Linked DNA regions of Mus musculus: region 1 is linked to region 2. The links are chromatin contacts, found by Hi-C in ENCODE. All regions are on one chromosome and are shown on one strand. The core of a region is the stretch at or near the end of the contact, and the rest is flanking DNA. Distances in the headings are between cores, read along the strand shown.

What was found. Hi-C counts contacts between places; a loop is a spot of excess contacts on that map.
Region 1: a loop to region 2 is called in a map of left cerebral cortex, with 2.5 times the contacts of the local background. The contact joins the promoter of Klhl5 here to the promoter of Wdr19 in region 2. A Hi-C loop is called at or near these places in 3 of 37 maps with a recorded cell type or tissue (heart and left cerebral cortex).

Annotation. Positions count from the first base shown.
Region 1 is chr5:65,128,974-65,135,999 of GRCm38, forward strand. Klhl5 (kelch-like 5) reads left to right here and starts at 2,258. Exons shown (of 11, transcript NM_175174.4): 1 at 2,258-2,803. The coding sequence starts at 2,424. LOC115490189 (a long non-coding RNA gene) reads left to right here and starts at 2,810. Exons shown (of 2, transcript XR_003955931.1): 1 at 2,810-3,997; 2 at 5,340-7,026.
Region 2 is chr5:65,194,171-65,201,161 of GRCm38, forward strand. Wdr19 (WD repeat domain 19) reads left to right here and starts at 5,526. Exons shown (of 37, transcript NM_153391.2): 1 at 5,526-5,590. The coding sequence starts at 5,585.

The DNA.
Region 1 (7,026 bases), core at 1,008-3,507, 68 kb before region 2:
GCACAGATTCCCAAGAGCTCCCTGGCCAGCCAGCTAGCTGGGTCAGTGAGAGACCCTGTCTTAATCAGTAATGGAGCATGGCAGAGAGAGACACCTGCTGTTTAGCTCTGGCCTGCACATGTGCACCACACACACACACACACACACACACACACACACACACACACACACACACACACGACACACAAATTGTTCTTTTTGTAACAGTTCATGATCCTTTCCTTTGTCAGCATATAAGTTTAAAAACATCTCTGAGAGCTCTAAGATGTCCGTGATCTCTCCTTTGCGTCCTTTGTGTAGAAGTAGTTGGCAGGGTCTTTTTGAATCTTTGCGTCCTTTGTGTAGAAGTAGTTGGCAGGGTCTTTTTGAATGAATTGAAGGTAAAGTCCGTATGCACCACTGCTGTGACATTTCCCACTGTGGCAGTGTATACTGTGCTTTGCCAAGATGTCATCTTTGGCACCTGTCCTCTCAAGGCTTACAGCACTCTCTGGTCATCCCAGATGCTGACAGCTACATCTCCAGTGTGCAGAAACTTTTGTCAGGAAGGAGATTTGCTGCCCGCATCAGGAACCACAAGCGCAGAGAAATGGAGGAGTTGTTTGTAAGTATAACCTTGAGAGAGGAGTAGGGTTGACAGCCAGGGGGACTGGAACTCAAACAGCCTTGTAGAAGAGGGCATGACATCATATGGACTCAGTGATGTAATAGTTGTCTGACATAGGTGAGAGCAGACCCAAGGGTGTCACTTCACCGCTTGCATGCTCCCACCACACTAAAGCTCCAAAGCGTCGATCTCCCAGGCACCCTACTTGGTGTCACCTTGACTTTGTGCTCAGGACGTTTTGTCTCCTTCCTTCACCTAACTTTCTCCTGTTCTTAAAGTTAAGCAGGTATGGCTAGCTGACGGAACCCCTCCTTGTCAGTGTTCCATTCCTACCCAGGCGCTAAGGGAGCTGATTGGAGGTCCCCCACAGTGCCAGTACAGAGCTCTGCGCGGCTTTTCATGCTTCTTATTCTGTTTTTTCTGAACAGTTTTTAGTTCTAGGGGCCACATGAGGTTAAGCTACAGGCCTCATGGTATTTTTGTGCCAAAAGTCTCCAAAACAGACTTTTCAGCCAATGTCAAAACAGCTTTATGTGAAATTATTTGACAGGGGGTTCAGTACTGAACATCTAAATTCTGTTCTGCACTTTAAAATCACAAATTCTTAATATTACACTATTATAATATTTTATATTTTGACTAATCAGTGCTTTTATTCACTTCAGTGACTGTATTTATTCATTCTGGAGGTTAGACATCAGTATGTGTATATTCCTGTCTTCCACCACGCCTACTAGAATACTCAAAGTAACTCTTTAGTATTTTAAATTTTAATTTTTTTCTCCTTATCAATTTGCAGTGAGCATGTCCACAGCACTGCTCTGTCTTGTTGGCCACAGAGGCCACAGTCCAGTGCTCTCTGCAGCTAAGGAATCTTAAGCCTTGAGCCCCACCATCCCTCTCCAATAGGAAATCTAGGTGTCAAACTGGAGGAAGCAGCCCTGTTTGAATTAGAGTGAGTGATATTGGTGTCAGGGTATCCCTTTTAAAGAGTTAGTACTGACATATTTTGGTCCATTGTAGTTTTCAAACTTTTTCGTCTAGTTTTTCTCATTATCCCTTGTTCAAATGAACTCTTAACCAAGGATGTCACTGTGCATCCTGGGAGGAGAGGGAGGAGACAGGAGGATAGTGGCCACCAGTCCAGAGCCCCAGCTTAGACCCTCCTCCTCATCCCCACCCAACACAGCTCAAGAATCCTCAAATCTCATTTAAAATGCTTTTTAGAAAATGTGTTCTGTGATATGAACTAAGAACTCACCTAAGAACTTGGTTTAAAAGCAGGAACCACTGCTGGTGGAAAAGTGGTTTTTAAGTACAAAGGAAAATGCTCTGCGTTAACGGCTCTTGTTTCAGCCATAAAAGAGTTAATGCACCGAGCAATAAAGGCTGCGATTTGATTCTGCAGCGGGGATAGTGCTCTCAGTCTCTGTCATTTGTGGTTCAGAGAAGGGGGTGGTGTTCTGCATTTGAAAGGACTTTAATGAATGCTGTCAGTGTTTGTGCGAGTCCAGGGTCTGGATGGGAAGGGGAGCAGGGAAAGTGCTGGGGCTGCTTCAGGATAGGTGGATCAGAGTTTGCTCCGATCGAGCGGAGTGTTCCACCGCGTTCATCTTTATTCATTACCCTTTGTTCTTCATAGTCTGATATATTGGGATGAAAGTAAATGGAGATATATATTTGAACGATTTGTTTTCTTTTAAAGCTATTTTTTGGGTACAGCAGGGAATATACTTCTCTTGTCTTGGTTGGATACACAAATCTGTGCGCCGTGTTTTTTGCCCGTTGCCTAGACGATCACTCGGTTTCTCTGAGGATGTCTGGTTCTCGCAAAGAGTTTGACGTGAAACAGATTTTGAAAATCAGGTGGAGGTGGTTTGGCCATCAAGCATCGTCTAACTCTTCCGTTGACAGCCAGCAGGGAGAATTTTGGAACCGAGGACAGACCGGAGCAAACGGTGGGAGAAAGTTTTTAGATCCGTGTAACCTACAATTGCCTTTGGCTTCCATTGGTTACCGAAGGTCCAGCCAACTGGATTTCCAGAATTCACCTTCTTGGCCAATGGCATCCACCTCAGATGTCCCTGCATTTGAGTTTACAGCAGAAGGCTGTGCTGGTGCACACTGGCTGGAGAGACCAGAAGTGGACGATGGCACTAGTGAAGAGGAAAATGAATCTGATTCCAGCTCGAGCAGGTTGATTATTCTCTTACTGTCAGAGACGGGGTGCGGGGTGTGTGCTCTATGCTAGTGGAGAATAACTGACTATTTACTAGCTTATCTCTGTGGTTGTCCGTACATCTGCTTCCCGTGAACTGCCTACATGAATGGCATCTTGGTATGGATACGTAGGTTTGCTAGGATTTGGGAAATGTCTCGTTAATTCTGTGAAATTTAAAGGCACCAAATAGCTTTCATTTTGAAATACCTTGCATTTCATGTATAGATCTGACACTGCCTTGAAAATAGTATGTAGCAGCAGTTTTATACGGTGTTGCCTGGCTGTATTCATCCGGCTTCTGTATTTACACTAAAACTATGAGACATTTCTACAGTATAAATCCTTGTGGTATTTTGGGTTATAATAGATTGTGGAGTCGTTTTAATTTGATAAAAATGAAAGGTTCTATAAAAAGAGATACACTGTAGTTCCCAATTTTTGACACCATTTTAGTTGTCAATACTGTTTTTCTGTGGTTATGTCTTTGTCCTGTGGATGTTGCAGCTCTGCAGACTAAGACAGAGAATACTAAGTAATGTATGTGTCTCTCTCAAGGATAGCACCACCGATTCCTGTTACCCCCACTTTCCACTGAAATTCACGCTGTTTAAGGAAAAGAAAGATAATCTTTTAGTAAAGTTTAAGAGAACATGGTGTCGGGAGTGCTAGATGTGGTCAGCCAGTCAAAAAGATGATAAGGAAAATGAGTTGGAAGGAATGCAATAAAGCAAAGAATTGATAATTTCATGATGATTTTGTTCCTCCTTCCTGGCACCTTCTTATCTTTAGGATGGATTTTCTTGGTCCGCTTTCCATGCTGTGTAACAAGTTAAAGTCGACTTTCTGATACATCTTCATTGTAGAATATTTCTAAATACTTAAAGACACAAACACCTACTCATTTGACATTCAATTACTTTTTGCTCTTTGAAATTAGTTTGCAGGTTTTGATTATTATAATCTCTAGGTTGGCTATTGTAAGTGTAGGTAGGCATCCTGAAGAATTCGGGTCGAATGGACTCATAGATTCAAGTGTCTCATGCTTGGAAATCCTCGCCCTTTCTCTTCCTCTAACCTTCAGAACATGGAATTCTGACCTGTGGGAGGATAGAAACATAGACTGTCATCTGTAGCCTGTATAACTGAGAGAGGGGAGAATCTTTACTTAGGTAAATAGCATATTTAATTTAAAAAAAATGTTATTACTTCATGACTTGCCTTTATTGTAAGGGAAAAGGAGCCATGAATAATTTTAATATTGAGATTAACTCAACAAACATGATCCTATTATATATTGGGACTTTTGCCATAAAGAAAACTAATTTTTAATTTTTTTTTACCAATTTCTGTGTGAAAATAAATTTTTCCATTTGAAAAATCAATATATTAAGAATATTTAAATAGTGTTAAAAAACAAAACATTCACTTCTTTACCAGCTTAGGTCATAAAACTATTAACATCTATCTACTACCCAATTATGTGATAATAACATTTATGCACATGTCTAATATAGAGAAAATTTACACATACTTCCTTATATCATAGATAGTTAACATAACCAATGAATATTAAATTTTAACCCTCTTTTGCGTGTACACTGAAATATTTTGGTGAGGTGTTAGTAATGAGAGAAAATATTTTTGTTCTGACTCAGAGATAGTTATTGTATAGTCCTCAAGAATCTTGCATTGATATTTTTACTTATAGGAATATAAAATTAAAATGCTCATCAAGGACATGGTGAACGATGGGAGTAGACATGTCACATCCTCAGAGACCTAATTAAAAAAAAAAACTATGTGTACAGTAAAACATAATATAAGTAAATCTCTGATTTGTAGATAGGAGGGGCCATTCAAGAGCTTATTCTTGATGGTTTAACATTTCAATATTATTGCAAAAAAAAAAAAGATCTATAGTTTAGTGTGTGCTTGTCCCTCACATCTCCATGTCATCCTATGTTGAATGTATCCAATCTTTATGCCTCTGTCAATCCTCTGGCTGACACTTTAACCTTTGTCACAGGGAGAAATTTGTCACCCTCAGCATTTTAAACAGCCAAAGTTCCTAAGTGAGTGTCCTTTTACTATAAGCAAATTGAAGCCCATTAATACTGTTGTCAAATCCCAGCACTTGAGAAGCAGAGGCAGGTGGATTTCTGAGTTCGAGGCCAGCCTGGTCTACAAAGTGAGTTCCAGGACAGCCAGGGCTATACAGAGAAACCCTGTCTTGAAAAAACAAAAAACAAAAAACCCCAAACAAACAAACAAACAAACAAATACTGTTGTCAAAGAAGTTACAGTGACATTTATCAGATTTGTATACATAACTTGGAACAATTCTTTTTATATATATTTGCAAATGATGAGCTAGAAACCTAAGCATGTTATAAATTAATATCTGAATATATTAAAGATACAGTGAAGATGCACGTATAACATACTGATTTCTTCTTAGGAGCAGTCATCAAGACAGATATCAGAACTTAAACAGAACTTTTGGTTTTTTAGGTTAGGAGAAGGACAGCCGAGTGGTTTTGCATCATCAGAATGCTAACAGCCATCATGGATGTGGGCAGCTGAAGGACTGTATTGTCAGCTGTTATCTAGCTGAAAGGCCTGCCCAAGCATTGGCCTCTGACCGCGTTCACTGCCACTTCGCTGAACCATGGAAACATCTCTCAGCTTTTAGCTTGACTCTATAGCCTAGCTGTACTTCCTCTGTGGGTCAACTTTGGTACTAAAATATAAACTTTGTTTTGTTTTGATATAACGTGAGCAATTTCAGACTTTAAGTGACAGAATTTTCATGTCTTCTATGAGATAGATTTCTAACATCTATCTAATTAGGCTAGTTCCTACCAGGGCCATCAAGGTAGGTGTCCATAGCTACTACCATGTAATCAAGGTATAAATGATTTACATATTATTCAACTGACTCACTGTAGAATTAGGTAATTTTTGACACACCTATTAAGTAAAGAAATCATTATTATCATTATTATTATTACTAGTATTGTTGTTGATGGTGGTTTTTTGAGACAGAGTTCCTCTGTGTAGCCCTGGCTGTCCTAGACTAGAAATCCACTTGCTTCTGCCTTGAGTACTGGGATTAAAGGCGTGTGCCGACACCTGGTGGATATTTGAACTTTTAAAGTCATTTTTACACAAAATATCATTGCAATTTAAGCTCTTCCAAAAAAGAAAAAAATATATAACTAAAGTTCCCAGAGGAACTTTACTCTTTACACAGCGCTAAGCCTTCAGCATGGTAACTTGTTTAGTATCCACAGTACTATTTCTAAAGTCACATTTTACACAGTATTTAATTTTATTTTCTGTGATGAGTGTTTGCCTGCACCTCTGTATGTGTATCATGTGTGTTACTGGTGTCCTTAAAGGACAGAAGAGGGTGCTAGAACCCCTATAACTGAATCACTTTCAAATTCTGTGTTTCACCTCTGGATATCCTAGACTCCTTCTGCCTCCCTATCCATCTCCTCTCTAAAGATATTATCTTTTTAAATGTATGTTTATTTATTTACTTATCTTGCTATTTTAATTACATTGTCCCTTCCCTTTTCTCTTTCCTAACTTTCCTATATACTACTCCTTGTTCTCTCTCAGATTTATTATATAATATATATACATATACACACACACACATACACACATACACACATACACACACACACACACACACACCCCACATTGACTTGTTACCAAATAATTTGGTCACTTAACTTTAGGAATGAGTGTGTTGATAGATCGTAGACTAAAATGATTTGTTTATCATCGATTGTCATAGACTGTCAGGAGCACAGGTGACAGGTGGACCAGTGGCCGAGGGCAGATAGGTCTCTGCCTCACGATTCATTCAGAGGCCCATAACCCTTTGCATATCTTTCTCCACCATGTAGAGAAGTATCCTCTCTGTGTGCTCAGAGCTTACTCAGCTTCCCCCTCCATTCTCATCTGAGGGAAAGACCAAAGAAAAGGCTGGGTGTGAGAGTAATGGTGCGAGTCGTGTATCTCTTATTCCATGGGTGAGGAGAACCCAGCTGTGTGGCTTCAGCTAGTTAGAAAAGAGGTTTTAAATGTACTTTCTACCTGAGTGTGGCCGTGTGTCCAGCTGAAAGTCAGTATTATAGAAACAGGAATAGACGTGGGGTTATAATAAAAAGTGCAGTGAGTAAAA
Region 2 (6,991 bases), core at 4,276-6,775:
TTTTTAAAAACAAAATGAGGGGCTGGTGAGATGGCTCAGTGGGTAAGAGCATCCGACTGCTCTTCCAAAGGTCCGGAGTTCAAATCCCAGCAACCACATGGTGGCTCACAACCATCTGTAACAAGATCTGATGCCCTCTTCTGGCGTGTCTGAAGACAGCTACAGTGTACTTACATATAATAAATAAATAAATCTTTAAAAAAAAAACAAAACAAAAACAAAAAGCAAAACAAAATGATTAGAACCCGGTGCACTGACTTGCATTGGTGCCTGTGGTAAAGACGACCATAAATTCACTGTGGCTCTCCCCCTCAAGAGGTCTGGTGTATATTTGCATTCCTCTTGAATCTGTGCTGGATGCACACCTTGCTTAACCAACAGAATGTGGTGGGCATGGCTTCCTGCCGCTGGCGCCTTCCAGCTTTGCCTCCTATGACTCACTTGTGGGAAAGGGACTCCCTGACTCAGACTCCAGCTGCTGTGATCCGAGGAGCCGAGCCATACGGAGAAACAGCATCCAGCAGGCTATTTATGAAGAAGCTTTGACCACCATCCCCAGGACACTGCTTAAGGCAGCCACTAGCATCTAACATCATGCGCACGAGCTATCTTGGATCCAAGCACTACACCCACAAGAGTCACACAGAGAAACAAAACCACACAGAGCCCGGTCAAACGTAAAACTGTGCAAGAAAGTCATGCAAAACCAGACGCTAAAATCACTGTAACTAGTTTTCATGTTGACTGACTCTATTGGACTCTACTGGGAGAAGCTGAAAATTTACCACTCCAGACTTCTATCCATAGAGACATAAACCTTGCTTCTTACATGCACTGTTTTAACCTTTGTGGTAGAGCACATACCATCCAGACTACCCTAGCACACTTATTTATAACTACTAATATGACTATGACATTTGTATGGCCTGGTGAAACAAAACTATATTCTTATACTAAAAAAAAAAAAAAAAACCCAAAACCCTTAAGCTATGCAGTAACAACATACTTGTAGTCACAGCTGTTCAAGAGGCACAGACTGGAGAATCATTTCAGTCCAGGAGTTCAAGACCATTCTGGGCAACCCAGGGACATTCTGTCTCAAATAAGACCCAAGTCCACACCATTTTTCACCTAGAAAACCCCTTCCCTCTTCATGCTCTCTTATTGTGTATACTTTTTCTCTTCCTTTCAAATTAAACTGTTTGCTCGTTTGAGGTAGGGACATGCCTAAGTGTCACAACTTGTATGTACACGTCAGATGACAACTCTCTCTTCTCTTCTTCCACCATGTGGAACCCAGGGACTGACCTCAGGTCATCAGAGTTGGCAGCGAGCACTCTGACCTGATGAGCCATGTTGCAGGTACACTTATTAGCCAATGAATATTTGACACAAGGATTTGTCAACATTATCACATTTTGAAGGTACTTGTCATTGACATTATTTTTTAGTTTAAATCTACTTATTTTGTCTGTGTGGGTATCTTGTCTGTATATGTGTCTATGCACTACCTGTGTGCCTGGTGTGCACAGAGGTCAGAAGATGTCAGATCCCATGAAATTGTAGTTAACTAGTGGTTGTGAGTTGCCATGTGGGTGTCTGGGCATTGGACCCTGATCCTTTCAAAGAGCAGTCTGTGTTCTTTACTACTGAGACATTTCTCCAGTCTGCCACTGCCACTGATATTCTTTAAGTAACATAAATTAGGAATGCTCTCTAACACAATATATCAACTGGAGTAACTACAGTTTTACTGAGCAAAAGTGCTACTAATTTGTAACCATTATAGTTTTACAAATGAAAACCCAAGTTTGCTGCTTAGACCTTAGAATTCTCTCTCCTTAGGTTTTATGAAGTCCACCGGTCAGTTTTTTAAAGTTGATTTGAGATGAAATGTATACACCACTAAATCCATCATCTTGAAGTGTACAATACACAAGAGTCACAGAGTTGCATAACCATTACCACCATGTAATAGCCTAAAATTTTCATCACATTTCAAAAACACACACTGCTGGTTTTCTATCTACAGAATTGACCACTGAATGGAGTCTTATAATCTGTCTCTTTTTTTCTGTTTTGGTTCAAGAGAGAGTTCCTGTCCTGGAACTCACTCTGTAGACCAGTCTGATCTCCAATTCAGATATCTGCCTGCCCCTACCTCCTGGGTGCTAGGATTAAAGTTGTGTGCCACCACAGCCCAGCAATGCAATCTCTTCTTGTCAGCAGCTTCTTTCTCTTCATCTGTTTGAGTTGTTATGTGGCGGTCCTCAAGTCGATGGGTTACCTATCCATTCACCTCCTGAAGAAGGCCTTGGTTTCTTCCAAATTTTAACAACTCTGACTGAAGTTGTTATAAATGCCCACGTCTGAGTTTTGTATGGTATGTTTTCATTTTGTTTGGGTAGATACAAGGAATACAAGTCCTGGGTCACATGGCAAAAGCACCCTTAGCTTGGTAGGGAACTGCCAAACTATCCTCCAAAGAAACCGCTTGTCATCTGCAGAGTCCTTCTGGCTAGGAGTTTGGTCAGACATGTTTTATGCATATTTCAAAATCTTTGTTTTCTTGTTTGGTTTTAAAGTTGTCTTTTGAGTCGGTCTTTGGTTAGGCTTGTCTTTTGCACATGTGTGCACTTGGAGGCCAGAGGACAGCTCTCAGGACTCGGTTCTCTCCATCCACAATGTAGTATTGGAATTGAACTGAAAATGTCAGTATTGGCAGCAAGTGCCCACACTCCCTGAGCCATGCCCTGGCCATGCTTTTAGTTTTAATTTAGTTCCATGTATCTATCCTTTCCCCTATGGACTGTTCTTTACTACAGTTTAAAAGTAATCACCAAACCCAAGATCACTTAAGACTTTCTTCTATACCGGCCTTAGTTAAGTTTCTATTGCTGTGAAGAGACACCATGACCGAGGCAACTCTTATAAAGGCAAACATTTCACTGGAGCTGGCTACAGTTTCAGAGGTTTAGTCACATGGCATCATGCAGGCAGACCTGGTGCTGGAGAAGCCAAGGGCTCTATATCTTGATCCAAAGACAGCCAGGAGGAGACTCTCTTCCGCACTGGGCAGAGCTTGAGCACTAGGAGACCTCCAAGCTCACCTACACAGTGACACATTTCCTCCATCAAGGCCACATCTATTCCAACAAAGCCTAAGAGTGCCACTTCCCATGGGCCAAGCATATGCAAACCACCACAATTGTCTTATTTCCAATTTAGCATCTTTCATTTGGTCTGCAGTTGATTTCAAGTAATTTTTGTGAGAGACTTTTTTCAGATTCTCTTGCATGTGGACATACAGTTGTTCCAGCACCTTGTGTTGGGAAGACACTCCTGCTGCCACACTGTTCGGACCTTGCTCTTTGTCAAAGATCAGTTGACTAAATCTTTTTGGATCTTTCCTGGGATGTGTTTGTCTCTTCTATCATCCTTATCACTTAGTCTTAAACACACTCAAAATTTTTTCTTTTACATTTACTTTGTGTACTTACAGTGAGGAATATGTGCAGGGCATATGTGTGGAGTTCAGAGGGCAGCTTGCAGAAGTCAGCTCTCTCTTTCTACCATATGGGACCTGGGATCGAAGTTGGCAGAAAATGTCTTTATCTATCTTGTTGGTCCATTGAAAATAATTAATAATGGAGTGGCTATTTGTAGCTGTACCCATTTAAAAACTTAAAGTGATCCCAGCAGCGACGCGTTCCTATTCTGCACCATCTGCGTCTCCCTGTGGACTTCAGAATCCAGTTGTTAGTGAACCGATTGGGATCTCGTAGTTCCACTAAAGCTACAGACCAACTGGAGGGAAACTGTTATCTTACAATCCTGACTCTTACGATTCATGAGCGTGGGGTGTCTCTCCTTTATAGTCCTTTTAAATTGTTCTCATGACACTTACTTATACGTGCTGGCACGTGTGCCATTGTGTCAGAGGACAACTTGTGGTCATTGCTTCTCTCCTTCCACATTATGCTGGCATTGTGCTGTTTCCTGGGGATTAAGTCGTCAAGCTGGGCAAAGAGGACCCTCCCCCACTGAGCCACCTCACAGCCCTCTGAACTCTTTTAATATCTATCTTCGGTTCTGTACTGTTGTTCACACCCATTATGTATATACGTTGCTAGACTTGTAGCTGCATTCCATTTTGAGAGGTACTCATGAAAATGGCACTGCTCTTTTATTTCAAATCTGCTTATTACTGATATGGAGGGGTGTGACTACTCTTTGTGTATTAAGATTGTATCCTGGAGGCTTGGTATAATTAGCTCTACCTCTACCCCACATCCCTCCCTCTCTTCTACTGATTCTGTACACTCTCAGTCATGTCATCTGCAGTTTTCCCACCTCCTTCCTCAATCAGTATGCTTCTTTTTCTCTCCTTATTGCATTAACTAGGACTTCCACCAGAATTGAGAAAGAGTCACAAGAGGGGACATCCCTGCCTTGTTCCTAATGGGACTACTTTCAAGATTCTTAGCATTAAGTACATCAGCCTTAGGCTATTTGGAGATACTGTTTACAATTTCTATGGTACAGGGTTTTGTTGTCTTGCTTTTTCTTGTTGGGTTTTGTTTTTTGAGAATTTTGAGGGTTTGTTTTATGTTCAGTTTTGTCAAATGCTTTGTTATTATAGCTACTGATGCAACCATGTAGGTTTTTTGTTTTTTTTTTGTTTGTTTTTGATTAGCCTGTTACTATTGTGACAGAGCAAGACAATGCAGAAGTTTCTCCATCTTGTATTCTTGCTGAGGCCATTTTAGGTTTGACTACAATTTTATCTCATGGACGAGAGTCGCTGTGAAAAATTACCCAACTCTATTCTAGGAACCCGAGGTGATGATGCCCAGCTAGCCAACCTTAGCTACTGTGCAGAATCCCACTCCCTCCCTCCAGCCAACTTTTAATGCTTAGCTTCCGCTAAACTTCTTGTTTACCAGGCTCAAATACTACAGGCGAGTTCTTTTCTTTATTTTTTTCAACTATTCCTCCCCGATCACACTAGCTAAAATTGTCTTAATGGTCCTGAAAGAAAACGACTCCTCATACCTCACCTCCGTTAGGGCAAAATCAAAAATAAAAACCCTGCAAGAAAAAAAAATGAGGAATGATACATTAGTTTCTCCAAGCCTTTTTTACAAGTGGATCTTGTAGAAGCCGTCTGGCTCATGAGCCAATTCCTGCCTCCTACTTGCCAACCTCTGGGTCCAGCTTTTTTCCCCCCGGAATTCCTTTACAACCGCTCCTAGGCCAGTGGTTTCTGCTCACATAGCTCAAGACCCTTTCTGTCCATAGGGCCCGCCTGCCTCGCAGCCTCACCCAATCAGAGCTCAGGCAGGAAGTTGACCAGCCCTCGTAGCATTCAACTTCCCGGAGCTTAGCTCCACCTCCATCACGTGACTCTACCCACCCTGCCCATCTCTCTCAAAGGAGGGCTCCGGGGGCAGCTCCGCCCCACGCTCGCTGATTGGTCGCTGTTTGCACGGTCTCCTGGGTGACGAGAACGCGGTAGCGGGGCGGGGGTGTTCTGTTGCGCCTGCGCACTTACAAGAACGGGGGTGTCGCTGGAGCCTTTGAAATGAAGGTAAATAACTTACAAGTGCCAGCGGATTGAGAAGATGTGGCAGCCTCTGTATTTCCTAAACTCTCGGAGCGCGACTCTGAGGAGTTTGTGTCCCTGTCCCTCCGCGGAAGTGCTGAGGATAGAGGAATGAGCTCCGGGAGCGGGCGGGAGGGGATGATGGGCTTGTAAGGATGCAGGGAAAGGAAGCTCTGGAGAGCGGGCTGAGGGAGGCCTGTGCCCTCTGGAATCTGGTAGAAGCCTGATCTGAGTACGCCCGAACTACCGGTATCGCTACCGATTTCTTGTAGCTTAATCCTGGGCAAACCAAGCCACTGGCCCAGAGCCCTAGGGAGAATCAAAAGTCTCTAAAACAGTCATCAAGAATTACTTGGCCTGTGACCTGTCCGGTATGCAGAGCCCTGGTCGCTAGAACACATGATGGAGAAATCTGCACACCTGTGTGCGTCCTCCACTGCACGCAGGTTTTCTGATTGGGTTTGTTGTGAATTCCACAGGGGCAGCCGCTGCACTCCTGTGATTTACCTCAGAGGTACTTACCCCCGCACTGCTCTGACAAAGAAATGGAAACACCGAGTTTAAAATGGTTTCAGCTTTCCTAAAGCTTCACTGTAGCTCTTGTGTGTCCATTGGAATTGGCAGATAACTTTGCATGATTCACTTTCTGGTGTGTCGGAAAGGAGTAAATACTATTCTCTTTACAGTTAAGTTAACCGTGACCTGCAACAAGCAAACCTTTTTGCTGTTCTAGGAAAGCTGTAACTTTTATCTGAGTTGTACCTAGAACCGATATAACTCTGTGGAAGAAAACTAACCTGTAAGATTACAGCCCAAGACAGATCTGCCATGAAAGGAATAGAATCAGGTTTAAGGACGATGTATTCCCAAACTCGCAGAAGTAAGATGGTCTAGAATACGTTGAGTGAGTGTACGTGCTGGAAAAAACCTGTGTGTGCTTGGCATCATAGCGCACCTCTATCTTAAGTTGCGATTCCAGGACACAGGCTTTCGGGAGATGGGCATTTATTCAGATAGCATTGGAGGAGTTGTGTTGTCACTCAGATTCAAGTCTTCAGCTACAGTATCTAAGCTGCATCTACCTAGATAAGGGTGTGCTTGATTAATCTACAGTATTTAAAACTAATATTTTTCATCTAGGGTCATGTTCCTGAGTATTCTAGAATGTAGCAGTCTGATATAAGAATAATATAAGTCAATGAAATTTCAAATTTTTAACTTATAACAACAATAAAATTGTTTAAAAAAAACAAATAACATTGTGATAATACAGTTTGTTTTGCCGAGTATCTCCAAAATTTGTATCAGCATCTAACAGAAAAAATACCAATAAAGCCAGCATTCATTGGTAGCAATGAATCAGCCCACGCCTTTAATCCCAGCACT